Linked DNA regions of Homo sapiens: region 1 is linked to region 2. Evidence: chromatin contacts called from ENCODE Hi-C data. All regions are on one chromosome and are shown on one strand. The core of a region is the stretch at or near the end of the contact, and the rest is flanking DNA. Distances in the headings are between cores, read along the strand shown. Region 1 has its middle 83 kb from the start of NKILA. Region 2 has its middle 39 kb from the start of NKILA.

The links. A loop is a pair of places that touch in the nucleus more often than their neighbours do. Pooled maps may share reads with other maps.
Region 1: a map of spleen shows a loop between it and region 2 (7-fold over the local background). The contact joins two enhancer-like sites. A Hi-C loop is called at or near these places in 6 of 168 maps with a recorded cell type or tissue (heart left ventricle, heart right ventricle, spleen and 1 more) and 4 of 50 pooled maps.

Annotation. Positions count from the first base shown.
Region 1 is chr20:57,791,240-57,795,274 of GRCh38, reverse strand. No RefSeq gene overlaps it. Among named protein-coding and RNA genes, the nearest start is that of NKILA, 83 kb to the right of the region's middle. RefSeq lists an enhancer at 477-977. Within about 2 kb of position 2,479, at least 2 of the 41 ENCODE cell types and tissues checked have a DNase peak (open chromatin) inside an H3K27ac peak, as active enhancers do.
Region 2 is chr20:57,747,697-57,751,399 of GRCh38, reverse strand. No RefSeq gene overlaps it. Among named protein-coding and RNA genes, the nearest start is that of NKILA, 39 kb to the right of the region's middle. RefSeq lists enhancers at 2,010-2,867, 2,868-3,703. Within about 2 kb of position 2,187, at least 25 of the 41 ENCODE cell types and tissues checked have a DNase peak (open chromatin) inside an H3K27ac peak, as active enhancers do.

The DNA.
Region 1 (4,035 bases), core at 1,230-3,729, 44 kb before region 2:
CCATGGGTGACTTCTAGGTTTACCCCATGCTCCCTGTGCTGCAAATCTCCGATCTTGTCCCTCCATTTCCCCCACAAAAATTCCAACCTCAGAAACCACGGTGAGTAAACACTGTGAGTAAAACAGATTTTACTGGAGGTTCCCGAGGAGCCGAAGAACAGGATGACACCTGTTCACACACCACTGCGGACAGCTGCATCGGGTCACCGCAGTCTCTCTCCTCCCCTCTCACACCCTGCTCTCCTTCACGCCCACTCTCCCCTCCCAAAGCGCCTCTATTTTCCAGAGCAATTTGGCAAAACAAACACTGGGGAGTTCCTAACCACACTGTTCTAGCAGCATGGTGGGTCTGTAGGCTCATCTGGCCTGACTTTCCCCAGGCACGACTTTACTAGGGTGTGCCCTCGAGCTGGACGCCTTTGGGAGGGGACAGAGGCAGGATGGGGAAAGGGAGGAATCGAGATGCAGCATGGCCTCAACACGGGCCTCAGCCAACTCCACAGGCGGCTCTGGAGCTGGAGTGGCCCCTTAGACGTGTTCTGAGTTGGGGCAAAGGTCCAGGCCTTCACATCCCTGCGCTGATCAGTCGCTGGGCATGAGCCATCCTGAAAGGAGGCGTGAGATTAGTGAGGCACTTTCCTTCAGCCAAAGCCACCCTCGAAAGGTGCTGACTGCTGAGGACCGATGATGACTCTGTCCTTGACCACACTTCAGGCAGGATCCTCTGAGGCCTCTTCTCAGCCAGGCCTCAAGTTTGGGCCCTGCCCTCGCCTGCTTGGGCCAGCTTTAACGGAGAATGCTGAGAAGTCATTCCCCTCTCCCTTGGCACCTGATCCAGCTCCTCATCCCCCACACTTTACATCTCATCACCATGGCCTGCCTTCAGCAGGGATCCCGTTAATTCAGTTCAGCAAGAAATCCCCTACGTGAGATGTCTCCTCTCACTAACTTTTCCTCCACTAACTACCCCCCTATTCTGCGCACTGGTGATAAATCCTTCGCTATCATTGCTGTGTTTGGAACTGAGCTCTCTAAGGCCATGAGGAATGAGAGGGCATCAGGGCAGAGCGTCCTGCCTGAGTGACCATCCCCACCCTCCTCACTCTCTCCTCCTCTATCTCATAGGATTTCAGCTGCCAGCAGCAGGGAGCCCAGCTCAAAGTGGCATACGTGAAGAGGACCTGAATTTCTGGCCTGCCAAGAAACCCAGGGGCGAGGGAGCTTTAGGGTTGGTCAATGGTTATGAAGGAATCAGGTTCTTCCCAAACCCCCTGCTGCTCCACCACCTTGACACATTGGCTTGGCTGTGAAGGGTCCCCTCATGGTTCCAAGATGGCTGCCAGGGCCCCAGGAATGACATGCAGACAGGACTACACACAACAGGATGGGGACACGGCTCCAGGTGCATCTTCTTTTCAGAACAAAGAAAATGTCCCAGAACCGCCTCTCTTCAGTTCTCACTGGTCACAGCTGGGCACACATGAACCCCTGGAGAAATGGGACTGCCTTGATTGACTAGGCTGGAGCCAGGGCTTGGACCACCTGGACGACGGTGGATCCCTGAACGAAGCCAGGCCACTGTAGGAGAGAGAACGGCAGCATGGCTGCTGGGAAGCAGACGACCATAGCTGCTACATCCTTCCATTTAGAGGCGGGGAAACCGAGGCCAAGGAGGCCAACTGAGTACAGGGAACTTGAACCCTGACTGGCACAACTCAGCCAAGATGTCTTGTTTCTGATTCCAAATGATGACAGCCCCGCAGACCCCTCCAGGGCTCCCATGACAGGTGAGTCAGTCTTGGGCCGGCTTTGCAGCCTGCACACACACAGCCCCACCCTATCCCCTCACCCCTCCCACCCCCGACCCCCCGAGCACTGTGAACCTTCAGCCTTTGTGCCCTCATTAATCCACTCTCAGTCAGACTCCCTGACATCTGCTCCACTCTAAACAAGCCAACTATGCAAGGCCGTCAGCAGGGCCCAGCCTGTGGTCGTCCCCAAATTGTAATATCCACTACGTCCCTGACTTGGAACCAGACGGCCAGGGAAGGAAACGATCCCTGTTTCCTAAGGGTTCAGAAGTTGCCCCCGGTCAACGGTTGCACTTAACACACCCACTTCTGAGGGCGAGGAAAGTTTTCACATCCACAGAAACGCCGTGGGAAATGGTCAGGGCCCTGGAGCCTTCCCGCCTTGCTGAGGGGTGGCGGGCACCATGCCCTCCCCATCTGGCAGTATCATCACTGTAGGGACACCCTGGAGAGCTCCCTTCTCGATGCTGGGGCTGTGTCTACCTGGAATGACCTGGGTGAGAGACTGGACCGTCAGCTCAGGCTCTCAATGAGGACCCACCAGCAGAGCACTCAGCTGCTCACCGCTTGAAGAATTGCAGGAGCAGGTGTGCACTGTAGAGGAAGGGCGTGACTGCATGACAGGCATTTCCCCACGCACCATCAGGGTTACAGCCTGAGACATTCTTGACGCTGGCTGTCTCGCATCTCACCCACACGTGTGCAATCCGTGCGGCCCAATGCAACATCACGCCGTATGCTCAGCAGCTCCAGGGCCAGCACAGTACCTGGCACTGAACCCGTATTTGCTCAGTGAAGGGACTGGGTAAATGAAAGAAAGGACTTTAAATCTCCATGATGCAGGGAGTGAAACAGCAAACAAATGAGGCCCACAGTCTCTGATCACCCTGGGCCTCCCAAGCAAACCCCGCCGGGCAGCCCGTGCACTGTGTCATCCTGACTCAGTTGTGAAGAAACTTTCTGTCCTCAGGCAGCTCCCAAGCTGGGTCAGCTCGAAGATAACCACGTCAGGCCCTTCCCCGCAGATGGGAGGTGTGTGACTGACTTTGAAATCACTTTGGCCTTTGAGTTTTAAAAGAGGTTGATTCCGATCAACTGACCTGAATGTTAATGGCATGGGAGTTTAATTTGTATTCAGACAGGAAGAAAATCAGCCACTCTGAGGAGATGGTGCTGTTTAATTAGGTCTAGTAGTTAACTCAGAATAAAGGCAACACACTGCCAGGAACCAGGAAGGGAAACGACGTCCCCTGGGAACTCGTAGACTTCAGAGGAACTGCGGAATCAGAAGCTGGTGGCTTAGAAATGATGACTTCGTTTCCTGAAAGTCACCAGAGCCTCCCAGCCAGGCGCTGAGGACAAGGCATTTGCTCCTGTGACTCCTGAGTCAGTCAAAACAGTGAAGGAGAAGAACAGTGACAATGCGTGGGTACAAACTCCAGTGCACATGAGTGCTCATGCACGTGTGTGTGTGTGTGTGTGTCTGTGTGTGTGTGATTGTGTGCACAGGGTGGCGGGGAGGAGGGCATCCAGTTTTTAATATAAGGAAGCTAAATCTCTTCTAATGCTGATAGCAACACAATTCCTAACAGCCCACACACTACAAAGAACTGAAATACCCATCCACAATACAACAGATGAATTGACAATGGCAGAGTCATGCAATGGAATACTACACAGCAGTGAAAAAGAGCGGGCTCCACTATGCACATAACAGGGATGAACTGCAGAGACATCATGAGGAGTAAGAGAAGACAGTGCCCGAGGTCACATACTGTATGGTTCCATGTATACAACGTACAAGAACAAGAAGAGCTAATTTACGGTGATAGAAGGGAGAATAGGGATTCCCCTAGCGGGAAGGTCAGCCTGGGAGTGGGGAAAGGGGAACTCTATAGCTTGATCACAGTGGGGGTTAGACAAGCAGGCGTATGTGCAAAAACGCACTAAGTGGCACGTTTTGCAAGACTTGTGTGCTCTATGTATGGTATACCTCAATTTAAATATATGTATATTTAAAGAAAAGCCTATTCTAAGGAACATGGCAACTAAGGCAACCACGGATCGCCTTGGTGTCACACTTCTGACACGTGCAAGCTCAGTGCTGTGTCCCTCCCCATGTGGCCGACACCTGCTGCTCCAGTCATGGGGATAATACCCTCACAATTATAGGTTGAATTTCTTACAGTTGTCTCTCCAGTTCACAGCATAAATTACACGTCTT
Region 2 (3,703 bases), core at 938-3,437:
CACCCAGCACTAGGCTGTTAAATAACTTATGGCCCAACTGTACAAAGGAATACTAGGGAGCCATCAAAAAGTAGGCTGCTGTGCTTTGTATTGATGAGGAATGATCTCCCAAGATGCAGAGTTAAGTGAAAATAAGCTAGGAGCTGGGCAGCATAGATAGTATGTGCTGCTACTAACGTGCACAGAGAAAGGGGGGGTGGAGACACAACACGTGCCTGTATGTGCACAGACCAGCTCCAGGAGGATGCATGAGAAATCGGCAGCAGGCTTGCTTCTGGGGAAGAGAAATGGCAGCATTGTCAAGACACTTCATTTTCACTTTTTATCCTTTTGCACAGTTTTTTTTTTTACTGTATGTCTATACCATAGGTTTGAGGAAAATCTTTATAAAAATTAAAAATAAAACAATAAGTTATAATAAGCACCATCATGAAGTGATATCAAGACATTATTTTGAAGCTCACTTGGTTTACCTAATATGTATACTACAATCACATGTATGCACAAAATAAAATGGCATATAAGGAGTAGTTACATATCAAACTGTTGAGAAGGGTGTAGAATGAGGGATAAGACCTCTTCATTTTATTCCTCAGGCTTCTGAAATTTTTAATTTTTTATAATGAGAATGTGTTGGCACAATACTTGTGAAAATGTCTTAAGTAAGAAAACACACAACTTTAAATAAGAGAGAGACACTGTCCTACAGTACGATGTATGGTAAGGGGAGAGGAGGGAGCCACTGCACGGAGCTGGCTGTCAGGGAATGTTTCCTGGAGGAGAAGGCTTCTGAGCTCTCAGAGAATGTTGTATCTCTTTCAGTCAATGGAGGATCAGCCCCAGAGAAGGAACCCTCTTGGTCTCACCTGCTTCTTCTCCAAGAAGATTAAGTCCTGATAGGGCTGCCTCCCCTTCCTACGTGCAATGCCGCTGGGATTTGCTGGGCTAAGACAGAGAGGGGTAACCATTGTCTCTAAACACCATAGGGTCCTTGCCTCTGTTTTTCCTCTGTTCCCTGCTGCAGACATAAATTTGGGTGACTTCATAATCCCTGCTTTGTGCCAGATGCTGCTGAAGCCCTTTGTCTTAAGTTAAAGAGGGGCACCATTATGATAAACGTGCCCATTTCACAGATAAGCAAATGGGCACACAGAGAGGTTAAGTGCTGTGACCAAGGTTACACAACTGGAAAATTCAGAGCCAGGATTTTGAACCCATTCAGGCTGGTTCCTTCAACCAGGCACTCCCCCTCTCTTCAGGCACATTTCCTTCCAGCTGCTCACTCTCTTCTGCTGTTACAGGAAAGCGGTCCCCATCCAGACCCCAAGTGAAGGTTCTTGGATCGCAGTTGCGCAAGAAAGGGTGAGTCCACAGTGCAAAGTAAAAGCAAATTTACTAAGAAAGTCAAGTGGTGAAAGGACAGCTACTCCACAGACAGAGGAGGACATTCCCGAAAGTAAGAGGAGGAACGCGTCCACCCTAGGTACAATGCTTGTATATATGGGCAGATGTGCTCTGCTACGAGGGTTTGTGATAAAGGATTAGTTTTCTTAATTACTGTATTTTACAAGAATCGATATTATTATCTTTAAAGTAAAATTAGGAATGCCTTTGTTCTCCAGATATCAGGATATCTGGACACTCCCAAGTCTGGGTCTGTTTAGTAAACATTATTAATTTGTTCCTTAACCATAAACATCTAGAGGCTCAGAATGCCTGACTTTCTGGGAACGCAGCCCAGCAGGTCTCGGCCTCATTTTCCAGCCCTCACTCAAGATGGAGTCGCTCTGGTTCCAACGCCTCTGACACTGAGACACTCCAGTACCCCCAGACCCTCCTCCTCCTCCCATCTCTCTCCCTTCACCCCTCCCTCCCTCCTCTCCTCTCTCCCTGCCTTCCTGCCCTTGCACTGCCAGGCTGGCATTGAGGAAGGTCGGCTTCCTTCCGCAGACAGCACATTTCAGCCAGCTCAGCTTCCTGAAGGCAACCCTCCTCCAAACCCTTTACAATTTATTTATCTAATTAAAAATCTCTCAGCAGCTCAACATGCTTGAAGAGTTCATATTTAACCAACACTCACGGCCACCCCAACCCATCCAGGCAGGGCAGGCCCTCCCAAGAGCCTTGCCCTCTCAGGCCCTGGGAGCTGGGCTGGGCAGAGCCTCCACTCAGCTCCCCAAGTCCACCTAGAGCAGGGGGGCCGGGCACCCCAGGCTCGCCCTGGCCCCCGCCAGCTGCGTTTCCGGCCAATGAACCTGCCGCTCAAAGCCTCCTTTTTAATTAACTCCATATCTCAGGCGGCCGGAGCACGTGGGCAAACTTCTGTCTGACTTCCCTGCGAAGCCCAAGCACACCCCAGTTTGCTTTCTAAGAATAGAAGCGGGAGATGGCGGGGAGGGAGGAGGCCGGAATCTAAAAATGAATGCGCAGCCCAGAGCGAAACAACCCAGGCCAGCAGAGGGGAAAGAACGCGGCGCACGCGTGCACACACACGCGCGCGCACACACACACGCACACACACGCAGAGCCCAGCCCAGTGGAGCTGTCTGCTGCCATCCTGGGTGTGAGCCGCGGACCTGGCAGCCTGCCCAGCTGTCTGGCAGGGATGGGGGTGGCGGTGGCGCTGCTCATCCCGGCAGCAGGCAGCTGGGGACGCCCATGGGAGTCTGGAATTTTTTTTTCTGGGCCGCTTGGTTTTCCCCAGTAGACAGAGGTGACTCACAGGCTGGCAGGCTAAGTGGCTCAGGGGATCATGAGAGCCCCGATGCTGCGGTGCAAAGTTCCAGGAATTCAGAAACCAAAATGCCTGGGGCAGGAGAAAGGGCAAGACTTAGCCCCCACCAGGAAGACCAGGGAGAAAAGGTAACTCCAGCTCCACTGTTGAGGGGACACTTTGGAAGAAATCGGGATGTCTACTTAGCTGCTAGTAATAATAACAATAAAAACAACACCACCACCAGCTGCCATTCATTGAGATTTTGCTCTGTCACGCTCCGTTCTAAACTCTATACTTGGAATATCTCGTGAGCCTCACAACAGCCATGCGTGGTACCACTACTCCTGCCCCCATTTCCCTGATGAGGAAACTGAGGCCGGGGAGTTTGCTGTGTGCCCAAGCTCACATACTCAGGAAGGGCTACGCCAGGATCTGAACCCAGGCGGGCCTCCTGCACCAGCAGCAGCACGTCCCTGAAAGCCAGCCCTGCCCGTGGGTGCCTATGCTTGCAGCTGTGGCACCCAGGAGTGGCCGGCACCCCGGGCAGACGTGCCGGTAGGAGTGAGGTTATGGTTCAGTATCAGGTAACAACGAACCAAACAGAGAGAAAGTTTTCCCCTCCCAATTGTCTTTCACCCTTCCTAATTATCTGTGAAGGAGAAAGTCTCAGTTGGGTGCCAACTTGTCCTCAACACTCCCTGAGCACTTGGATTCCTTTTTTGAACCAAGAGAGCAGGCTCACGCTCACGTAGACATGGGTAACACTATTTTACTTTCGCGGTGTTTATTTTTCCATCTAGTTTTGGAAAGTTACCCAGATTTCCTCTTAGGGTAGTGATACAGAGTTCACTTTTAAGACAAATTAAGTTTTGTAAGTTAGTCGAACATTTCAGAGGGAGAGAGATACTGAAATATTTGTGGATGCAAAGACATGATTTCTGGGGTATGCCTCAGAGTAATCTGCAGTGGAGGAGCGAGTGAAGACAT